3 separate regions of the Homo sapiens genome follow, and all the other regions are linked to region 3. A link is a contact called in ENCODE Hi-C or POLR2A ChIA-PET data. All regions are on one chromosome and are shown on one strand. The core of a region is the stretch at or near the end of the contact, and the rest is flanking DNA. Distances in the headings are between cores, read along the strand shown. Region 1 overlaps TRAF3 (TNF receptor associated factor 3). Region 2 overlaps TRAF3 (TNF receptor associated factor 3). Region 3 overlaps TRAF3 (TNF receptor associated factor 3).

The links. A loop is a pair of places that touch in the nucleus more often than their neighbours do. ChIA-PET counts read pairs that join two places held with the same protein, here RNA polymerase II (POLR2A). Pooled maps may share reads with other maps.
Region 1: a map with no recorded cell type shows a loop between it and region 3 (2.1-fold over the local background). The contact joins two enhancer-like sites. A Hi-C loop is called at or near these places in 1 of 37 single-sample maps with no recorded cell type and 2 of 50 pooled maps. POLR2A ChIA-PET finds 5 or more read pairs at or near these places in 5 of 52 experiments (AG04450, GM12878, PC-9 and 1 more).
Region 2: a map of astrocyte of the cerebellum shows a loop between it and region 3 (2.9-fold over the local background). The contact joins two enhancer-like sites. A Hi-C loop is called at or near these places in 2 of 168 maps with a recorded cell type or tissue (astrocyte of the cerebellum and naive thymus-derived CD4-positive, alpha-beta T cell) and 3 of 50 pooled maps. POLR2A ChIA-PET finds 5 or more read pairs at or near these places in 9 of 52 experiments (HEK293T, T-cell, activated B cell and 5 more).

What each region holds. Positions count from the first base shown.
Region 1 is chr14:102,896,736-102,900,172 of GRCh38, forward strand. It overlaps TRAF3 (TNF receptor associated factor 3), which reads left to right. Exons shown (of 12, transcript NM_145725.3): 10 at 526-666. Among named protein-coding and RNA genes, the nearest start is that of AMN, 24 kb to the right of the region's middle. Within about 2 kb of position 2,141, at least 4 of the 41 ENCODE cell types and tissues checked have a DNase peak (open chromatin) inside an H3K27ac peak, as active enhancers do.
Region 2 is chr14:102,798,290-102,801,775 of GRCh38, forward strand. All of the region lies in intron 1 of TRAF3 (TNF receptor associated factor 3), which reads left to right. Among named protein-coding and RNA genes, the nearest start is that of TRAF3, 23 kb to the left of the region's middle. RefSeq lists an enhancer at 529-578. Within about 2 kb of position 1,427, at least 2 of the 41 ENCODE cell types and tissues checked have a DNase peak (open chromatin) inside an H3K27ac peak, as active enhancers do.
Region 3 is chr14:102,847,942-102,851,399 of GRCh38, forward strand. All of the region lies in intron 2 of TRAF3 (TNF receptor associated factor 3), which reads left to right. Among named protein-coding and RNA genes, the nearest start is that of TRAF3, 72 kb to the left of the region's middle. Within about 2 kb of position 1,895, at least 15 of the 41 ENCODE cell types and tissues checked have a DNase peak (open chromatin) inside an H3K27ac peak, as active enhancers do.

The DNA.
Region 1 (3,437 bases), core at 891-3,390, 49 kb after region 3:
GATTCTGAGAAACACTGTTTATAGCATTCCCTATTAAATTAGGACTGGCTGGGTATGGTGACTCACACCTCTAATCCCAACTCTTTGAGAGGCTGAGGTAGTAGGATCACTTTAGGCCAGGAGTTTGAGACCAGCCTGGGCAACATAGCAAGACCCTATCTCTAAAAAAATTATTTTTTTAAAGCCTAACCAGACATGGTGGTGGCATGTACCTGTAGGCCTAGCTTACTCAAGAGGCTGAAGTGGGAGGATCACTTGAGCCCAGGAGGTCAAGGCTGCAGTGAGCTATGATTGCACCACTGCACTCCAGCCTGGGGACAGAGCAAGACCCTGTCTCTAGAGGGGAAAAAAAAGAAAGAAAGAAAAGTACCAGGACTGTCATTTTCTGTGTGAAGGGATTTTTTTCTTCTGAAACTCTGTCAATAAGCTAACAGAAGGCCTATATTGTGAAAATTTAATTGATATTGTTGTTAATTAATATGAAAACCACTTTTGGTTACATTAATTAAAGAATTTCTTTTTTAGGTTTCCTTGTTGCAGAATGAAAGTGTAGAAAAAAACAAGAGCATACAAAGTTTGCACAATCAGATATGTAGCTTTGAAATTGAAATTGAGAGACAAAAGGAAATGCTTCGAAATAATGAATCCAAAATCCTTCATTTACAGGTAAGAATCTTAGGACTACGGCCAGATCAAAGGGTGGAGGAGCTTGCCTGTGTTCCCCTTAAGGGTTTCTTAGCAAACTCTTTGAGCTGAGTCCTTGACCTTTGCAAGCAGAAAGGCAACTGATTTCTCTGGCCTAAGTGAAGGCTTAGAAAAGGCAGCTGGACTAGCACAGGCCCGGCCTGGGAAGCCGCAGGTCAGCGTTTTCAAACTGCCTTTTCTCTGGAGAGCAAGCCTCCACCCCTCTTCCATGCCTTTGATCTACCGTTGGAGAAATAAGATGCGAAGCTTGTATTTGTTAAATTAGCTGTTTTTATTATTTAAGATTTCATATTGTTCATGAGTAGTTGCTGTGTGCAAAGTCTCACTTCCTGCAGTGAGGTGCTGTGCAGCCCAGCTACTCTGTGTGAGCTTTCCAGTGACACGCGCTCACCCGCTGGGTTTCACTGTGGAAATCCACACGCACCTCCAGAAGAACAAACCAGTGAACCTTTGCTCCCCTGAATAGAGGCGATGATGTAAAGGGGACTGATGAAATGTCGCTTCTCCTGTCTTCTGTCGTCACAGGTGTCTGTGGGGTGCTTGTTAATAGATGATCATTGTAGATGCTCTCTGCACATTCACTTACTCGTGTGCATTTGTGATAGCACTTCCCATGGGTGTGTCACACACCGTGGAAGAATCACTCATGTCACTGAAGGGCCTGAACTTAGACGGTGTGTCCCTAGATTATCTGGAAGAGAAACTACTTCTAATAGCACAGAGTCATGGCATCTTTGAGAATGCCTTTTCTCCAATTTTTGACATTGGAGATGAGTCATAGTGACTTGAATTGCGTAGGGATTTATTAAATTAATTTCATTTTTATTATATTTTGTAGTTATCCAGAGAGAGAAGGAGAAAACACAATGAAACATTAGATTGTATTAGAAAAGGCACAAGTCATTAGCATTAAATCAAGCCAAATAAAGTACAATGTTTCTTAAAACACCAAGCCTCCCGCTGGAAGCCCCTAGCATTTTGCTGAGGGCCCAGTGATGTGTCAGTCATCAGACTGGCCAAGGCGACTGGTCAGGCCACTGCTGCGGGGCCCTGGCCATCCTGTGGCCCGCCTGCACCTGCGCTCCCTGGCAAGCAGCTCTGGCTGTTCATGAGATTATTGCTGTGTTTTGACCTGGGGCTCAGAGAGGCACTGGAAAGGCCGGGGAAATCACCTCTTAAAATAGCCACAACAGAAGGAAGAATGCACAAGTACTGGATTCATTTACAACAAAAAGTTAGAATATACACAGTGATGTACCAACGCCCCATCCCAAACCTCACATTTCCTCTGCATTCATCTTCAGTTTCTCCCCTTCCAGTCAGGTGTTGTCATTTACTTTCCTTTTTAGTCGAGTTTAATCACTCTATGGTATGTGATTTCTACTTGAAAACTTTTGTGATTGGATGAACCAATGAAGCATAAGTCAGAAAGAAAGGGGGAAGCCAAGTTGCCAAGGGCAGAGAAGTGAGGATGGAGTGGTGACGGCAGCGGTCAGTGTCCCTTGACCTGTGACGAGTAGAAGGTGATGGCGCACCTGCCTCTTCCCCACAGGAGGCTGGGCGTGGCGGAGAGCAGGTTGTGTTTAGGGAAGGGACTCAGAGCAGGCTGCCCGCGCCTGATTCCCCTGAGTGCAGGGACACGGCTCTGCCTGAAACATGTGAAAACTCTTCTCCATGTGACCTGTTGAGCAGGCGTGGTCTACACAGAAGGTCCTTCCAACCGTGTGGTTTTTTGAAAGGGGAAATTCAGTGTTACCTTTGGGACCACTGTGGGGTTGGTGGTCTTTGGCCAGGAGGATTCTGCACTGTCCATCCTCAGGAAATGCTGATTGAAAGCCTTCTGATGCCCAGAGGTGCTGGCTGTGTGGGAGCTGCACGGGGCCAGGCCATCCCTCTGCTGCTGCAGGCCCCGCCTACCCTCTTGAGCAGCAGCCCAGCTCAGCCGTGTTCCCCACTGTTTCATCCTCAGAGCCCTTCCTGTTGCCCCAGGAAGGGTTTATCGTAAAATCTTACTGTGGCCCAGAAAACCTCTGTGCCTGGCCACCGGTCACCTTCCCAGCTTCGCCCCACTCCCTGCGCTAAAGTGGACCCGCTCATTGTTCCTTGACAAGCTCCATGCTGCTGCACAGATGTCTTTTTCTCCTGCTTCCCTTCCTGGCCAGCTCCAGGCACTCCTCCAGCCATGTTTGTGGACCAGCTAGGTGATGAGGGCACACGTCACTTGGGGTCTTCTTCTTTCTTCCTTGTCTGATTCTCCAGTAGACCCTAAAGCCCTGGTGATGGCGGGAGTCGAAGCACAGAGGGCCCGATGGCCTGGCTGTGGCAGTGGGGGTGCAGGCAGGGGGTCAAGGAGTGGAATTCAAGAGTGTCTTTGCTTTTTTGCCTGTCCGGGGAACGATGAGTTCTTAATATTTTACTTCTTAAATATCCTGTTTTTCTTTATTAAGAAGACAGCCAGGCCGGATGCAGTGGCTCACATCTGTAATCCCAGCACTTTGGGAGGCCGAGGCGGGCGGATCATGAGGTCAGGAGATCGAGACCATCCTGGCTAACACGGTGAAACCCCGTCTCTACTAAAAATACAAAAAATTAGCCAGGTGCGGTGGTGGGCGCCTGTAGTCCCAGCTACTCGGGAGGCTGAGGCAGGAGAATGGTGTGAACCCGGGAGGCGGAACTTGCAGTGAGCCGAGATAGCGCCGCTGCAGTCAGGCGTGGGAGAAAGAGCAAGACTC
Region 2 (3,486 bases), core at 177-2,676, 50 kb before region 3:
CAGCTCACTGTAGCCTCGACCTCTCAGTCTCAAGTGATCCTCACTTTCTAAGTTTCCAACATTTTTTGGGCCAGGTACGGTAGCTCACACCTGCAATCCCAGCACTTTGGGAGGCAAAGGTGAGCAGATTGCTTGAGTTCAGGAGTTTGAGACCAGCCTGGGCTTTATGGAGACCTCATCTCTATAAAACAAATATAAAAACTAGCCAGGTGTGGTGGCGTGTGCCATTAGTTCCAGCTCCTCAGGAGGCTGAGGTAGGAGGACAGCTTGAATCTGGGAGGCAGAGGTTGTGGTGAGCTGAGATCGCACCACTGCACTCCAGTCTGGGCGACAGAGCGAGACCCTGTCTCAAAAACAAAATTTTTTTTGTAGAGATGGGGCCTCTATGTTGCCCAGGCTGGTCTCAAATTCCTAGGTTCAGGTGATCCTCCTGATTCGGCCTCCCAAATGGCCGGGATTATAGGCATGACCACTGTACCCGGCCTCAGCAGACCTTTGTAAAGCACTTCATGGGTGCCAGTCCTGCTGTTACAGTGCTAGGTAAATGCATAAAAATGCTCCATGAGGCATTCTGTGTTCTCAGGAAATTCAGACTGCCAGTTTCAGTCTGGAACGTGACACTTTATGAAGGAGGCAATAGAACAAAAAAAGGACAAATTACAGGATTAGTAATTATCAAAAGCTAATACCGAGGTCAGAATAGGACTCTTGTTCAGTTTACATGAGGAATTTAACCAAATGAGCTTCTGCAGAGAACCAGCATTAGGGTGGTGACCAGGCTGGGGTACATACATGTCATATCAGAAGTGACCTGAGACTGGGTGTGAGAAGCAGTGGCTGATTTGGACTACTGAAAGCAGAATTAAGAGTCTGGTGGCATTGGGGGGAGATTAGTGCTGTGGAAGTCCTGCTCAGAGTCTTTCTCATGATGGGTACATTTGGGAGGAGCTTAGCAGACATCAGAGGACCTGCAGAGAGTTGACACAGCGGGAGGAACCAGCTGCACTACCACTCATGTTCTTTTCCATCTTAGCATCTCGTGAGCATAATTCAGAATACACAGTTTGATTAAGTATGTGCAGATTCCATTCAGTTCATGAATTCATTCCCACAGTGTAGCCTAGCCCAAGTGTTAGCACTTCTTTACTTGTTTTTGTTGTTGTTGTTGTTTGTTTTTTTGAGACGGAGTTTCACTCTGTCGCCCAGGCTGGAGTGCAATGGTGCGATCTCTGCTCGCTGCAACCTCCGTCTCCCAGATTCAGGCAGTTCTTCTGCCCCAGCCTCCTGTGTAGCTGGGACTACAGGCACATGCCACCATACCTGGCTAATTTTTGTATTTTTAGTAGAGATGGGGTTTCACCATGTTGGTCAGGCTGGTCTTGAACTCTTGCCCTCAAAGGACCTGCGTGCCTTGGCATCTCAAGTGCTGGAATTACAGGCTGAGCCACTGCTCTTGGCCAAGCACTTCTTTTCTCATAGTCTTCTGCTAAGTATTTCCTTCTGTCAGCTGCCAGGCAGCAATAGTTTTCACATTTGTTTGTGGTTGTCCTCTAGAACTTGGCCTTTAGTGTGGTATGTGTAGGATTTTGTTGATTCCAAGGGAGGGTGAAAAATGCTGTGATCCCCAGAACCTGGGATGGCTGGGGTATGTTGTCTCTGAGGAATTTAATAACATTTTGTGGTCATTGCTGGAATCTTCCTAGACTCCTTTGATGGAAAGTAGGGACTCCAAGGGGAACTCCTGACTGGGCTTGCGGGCTGCCTTCTCAGAGCCCTACTTTATTAGTGATTTATTTCTCTTAATGGGCTATTAGAAATGACCACAAAAACTGAGGCCCCCACCCATACAATTTCTATCAGTTAAGACCCTGGAAATTCAGATTTAGAGGGAATTTTTAAAGAACTCCTGGGAGTGCTGATGCCCTGCTGGACTGGGAGCCTCTGGTCCAGTGGAAGCAGCACATTCCCTCCAGGAGCCCCAGTGCTTTAGGAATGCAGTTTCCCAGGCCCTGCCTCAGACCTGCCGACTCACAGTCAGCTCTCAGAGAGGCTGTTAGGTGATCATTGCGTTCATTTAAGTGTGAGAAGCACCGTGCAGGCTTTGGGTGAGAGAGTCGGGGTTCATACCTTGCCTCTCTTCTTTCCCAGCTGCATGAACTTGACCAAGTTATTTGGCCTTTCTGAACCAGGACCGTAGCACATAAAGTGAGTGCGATGGTGCAGGCCCCAGTTCCTCAGCCACAGTGCTGAAACCCCAGAGCCTCTGAAAATGGAATGTTTTTTCATAGATTTGGTGCCACTTGGCCTGAACTTATGTGAGGCTATTTATAATCTCTATTCCACTTAATATGAATATTTCATTATTTTACCACAGATGGTTAATTAACATGTTTCCTGTTCTTTTCCTTTTTTTTTTTTTTTTTTTTGAGAAGACTCTTGCTCTGTTGCCCAGGCTAGAATCAGTGGTGTGATCAAAGCTCTCTGCAGCCTTGAACTTCTGATCTCAAGAGATCTTCCCACCTCAGCCTCTCAAGTAGCGAGGACTACAGGCTTGTGCCGCCACACCCAGCTGATTTTTTAATTTAAATTTTGTAAAGAAAGGGTTCTGGCCGGGCGCGGTGGCTCACACCTGTAATCCCAGCACTTTGGGAGGCCAAGGCGGGCGGATCACGAGGTCAGGAGATCGAGACCACGGTGAAACCCCGTCTCTACTAAAAATACAAAAAATTAGCCGGGCGCAGTGGCGGGCGCCTGTAGTCCCAGCTACTCGGGAGGCTGAGGCAGGAGAATGGCGTAAACCCGGAAGGCGGAGCTTGCAGTGAGCGGAGATCGCGCCACGGCACTCCCGCCTGGGCGACAGAACGAGACTCCGTGTCTTCTCACTTTGTTACCTAGGCTAGTCTCAGACTCCTAGACTCAAGTGATCCTCCCACCTCGGCCTCCCAAAGTGCTGGGATTACAGTCAAGAGCCACCACACCCGGTGAATTAATGTGTTTTCTTATGGTTACTGCCTCAGACTTCCCTGGAGTGTTATATAATATATAATATATAAAATATGCGTACAATATTTCCTTTCTAAAATTCAAAAAATTCTGAACTCTGAAACACATCTGGCCTCGGTTTTGGATAAGGATTGTGGTGCTATAGATACCCAGCTTATAGGTGGGTCAGTATATGCCATGTTAGTGTGTTGGTATGTGTAGAAAACTCTTGGCAGTTAGCAGGCACCCAACAAATGCAGCTATTTTTGTTTGTTTGTTTTGAGACAGTGTCTCACTCTGTCACCCAGGCTGAGGTGCAGTAGTACAATCACAGCTCACTGCAGCCTCGATTTCCTGGGTTCAAGTGATCCGCCCATGTCAGCTTCCCAAGTAGCTGGGACCACGAGTATGAGCCACCACACCTGCTTAATTTAAAAAAAATTTTTAATTAAAAAAATTTTTTTTGGTCTGCTGCAGTGGCTCACATCTGTAATCCCAGCGCTT
Region 3 (3,458 bases), core at 645-3,144:
GAATAAGTTGGAAAACCAAGAGTAGTGGCCTGCATCTCTTTGTCCAAGGCCTACTTTCCAAAATCTCTCGGCCCTACCCTTCCCTAGAAGGTTCCCCACTGCAAGGAAGGCACAGGCAGCCTGGGGGTGTGACCTGCCTCATGGAGTATTGCATTTTTTGATACAAGAACTATTTGCTCCTTAACATCTTTCTCTAGGAGTTTGAAAGAAAAGAAATTACTCTGTGTTTCAGTCTCTAACTTGTGATTGAGTGGCTGAGGTGGGAGGATCTCTTGAGCCCAAGAGTTCGATACCAGCCTGGGCAACACAGTGAAACTCTGTCTAAAAAAATAAAATAATTAACTGGGGGTGGTGGTGTGTGCCTGTAGTCCCAGCTACATGGGAGGCTGAGGCAGGCGGATCACTTGAGCCCAGGAGTTCCAGGCTGCAGTGAGCTAGGATCATGCCACTGCTGCCCAGGCTGGCCATAGACCAAGACCCTGTCCCTTTAAAACATAATAATAATCTTTCATATGTTAGAATGTTAAAAATAAGTATAAGAAGTTTGAAATGTTTGCATCCAAAGTGAGATTTAATACATAGCTATTTTTGATAAATTGAAAAGTGTCAAGAAAACTGCTGTTTAAATTTCATTTATAATCATGATCTCATAATAGTACCATTCAATTTTCTCCAATAGTCTCTGGTATTTTTAGTTTGTTTGAAGCAGCGTCCAAATAATTGCAGTTAACTGATAGGTCTGTTAAGTCTCTTAATCAATAGAATACTTTTCCCCATCCCTTTTTTCCTTGCATTTTATTTGTTGGAAAATCCAGGCTGATTGTTCAGTAGTCAGAAGTTCCCTCATTCTGGCCTTTGCTGTTTCCACTGGACATGTTCTTCTGCCTGTGGGTGGATATAGAGGCTCGATCGCTTTCTGGCTCAGCCTTTCAGCACAGGTACTTCAGAGGTGCGTGATGCCCTCACCAGGAGGCACACATCTGCACTGATGTGAGATCCAGTGTTGTTGTTGTTGTTTTTTCCTTTTGTCTTTTTTATTTAAAAATCATGGGGTCTTGCTATGTTGCCCAGGCTGGTTTTGAACTCCTGGCCTCAAGCAGTCCTCCCACCTCCGCCTCCCAAAGTATGCTGCAAGCTTAAGCCATGGCGCCTGGCAGATCTAGTGTTTTTTGAAATCTCATGTTTTATTCTAACAATTGATCGAAACATTATAATCTGCTTCTCAATATGGCCATGTTTTATGCTTTTCACGTCTTCAAATACAGTTGACACTCCAGGAAGATGAACCTTATCACATTTGCAACTTCTGCCCCTTATACAGCCCCGGGGCTCCAGCCCCATGTGGCAGGCGTGACCTAGGGGAAGCCTCCATCTGGAGAAGTGCTGCCTGCACTTGGTTGCATATCGAGTGGACTGAGCCCTTGGCTCCTCTCGCTGCTTCCTGTCCAGATGGCAGGACTCTGGTCGTGGGCCAAAAGAGGCACAGTGTCTTTGCATATAATAAGGATTGAATGAATACTTTTTAAAAATCCTAACTCTTATGAACCAAGGGATACTGACAATGCTGGGCCCCAAATAACTATTGTTTTCTCAAAGGCTTTAAGACCATGTGTTATACTGTGATTTAATCAGGTTCTTTCCTAGGAGTCTGCCTGAGTCACTTGGTCTGTGTGTCTCTCCCTCCCTGTCCTAAGGGGGCTTTTCATGTGTGACTGTGTTCTGCCTGCCTGTCTGGTAAGAATCCAGCCTCCTGTTACTTGCCCAGGATGCTGACTGTGGGCCCTCTCCCGCAGTGGAACATTTGGCATCAGGTACCAGGAACAGAGTCAGTATGCTGAAATGTTTGCATGAATGTGGATTTTCAGAAAGCTTTCTTATCAGCAGGGCACACCTGTCTGTTCGTGATCTTTGCCCTTCTCCCTTTATTGGCATCACTTGGACGATACCTTTAATTGCCCTGCTGGGCTTGATGTTGAGCTGCTTTTCTCCATGTGTGTCGTGTTTTGTGCTTTCTTGCGGCAGGAGCCTTTTGCTTTGTTTATCTGATGCTTCCCTTTTTTGGTTTTCCCCGGGCTTTCCAGCTCTTGGAGCACCCTTTTGTCAGCAGATGTACTTTTGTTTCCAGTTTTTAAATTCTAATTACAGTGTAACTCAACTAAAATCATGGAACTGGGGAACATAAAACAAATCATTAGGGTAATGGAGGCATAGAAGAAAGTGAAAGGAATCCAGTCCACCTCTTTGCTGTACTAGGTATGGATATGCCTCAGCTGTGAGTGAGGGCCTTCCTGAGTAGCTGACTACAAACTAAACTTTTATGAAAGAATTTTCTTAAATAATTAGAGATGCCTTTCATTTAGCTAAAAACAAGACCTCAAAATACAGTAAATTCATGTCTAAGACTGTAGCAAACAGTAAGTAAAGTAATAGAGTAAAAATTCTGCTTAAAGAAGACTGCAGAATAAGAATTGCAGGCCGAGCGTGCTGGCTCACACCTGTAATCCCAGCACTTTGGGAGGCCGAGATGGGTGAATCACTTGAGGTCAGGAGTTCAATACCAGCCTGGCCAACATGGTGAAACCCTGTCTCTACTAAAAATACAAATAGTTGGGCATGGTGGCACACACCTGTAATCCCAGCTACTCAGGAGGCTGAGGCAGGAGAATCGTTTGAACCTGGGAGGCGTAGGATTGAACCAAGATTGCGCCACTGCACTCCAGCCTGGGCGATAGAGTGAGACTCCGTCTAAAAAAAAAAAAAAAAAAAAAAAAGTTACAGCGCTCAGAGTGCCAGATGCTGCGCTCCTGGTAGTTTCTGGTCTTGGCCCTTCCTTAGCTCAAAGTGCACTGGCATAGGTGCCATTTTTTAGTCACACAATTCCCTTCATTGTAATTTTCTTAGCACTGTCTTTGCTTAGTGGATCTGTTGTTGCCATTCAGCAGTACATTTCTCTCTGTGTGGAAGCAAACATCTTCTCAAACCTGATGCTCAGTGAGGATAGGCAGTGGGCTATTAAATAGGCAGTGGCCTCAGATTCCCAGCATGTGTATGATTGCCGTGCTAACCAGAGGCGCATGTGTCCAGCATCTGGGCATTGGAACCTGCAAGCTGCTCCCCCAAATCAGGATGCCAAACATTAATTGGCAAGTTACTAAAAGTTGCCTCAAATACCATCTTTAATGCATTTAACTGAATTTGCATAATTTTTCTTTATCAGCACAATAATTATTATAAATATTGTAGAATTGCCATTAACTTATAATTGTCATATCTAAATTTTAGGATAAAAATAGAACTTAACTATTTTTATACCCATATATAAGCAAGTGAAGTAAAGGTATTTATGTTTAAATCAAGAAATCTAATCAAAGGTTTTTACAATCCTTCCAAATATGCAATCTCACTTATTTCTTGCCACTTCTGGTGATAGGTCTGTGTGTGGAAGACACGGGATTCCT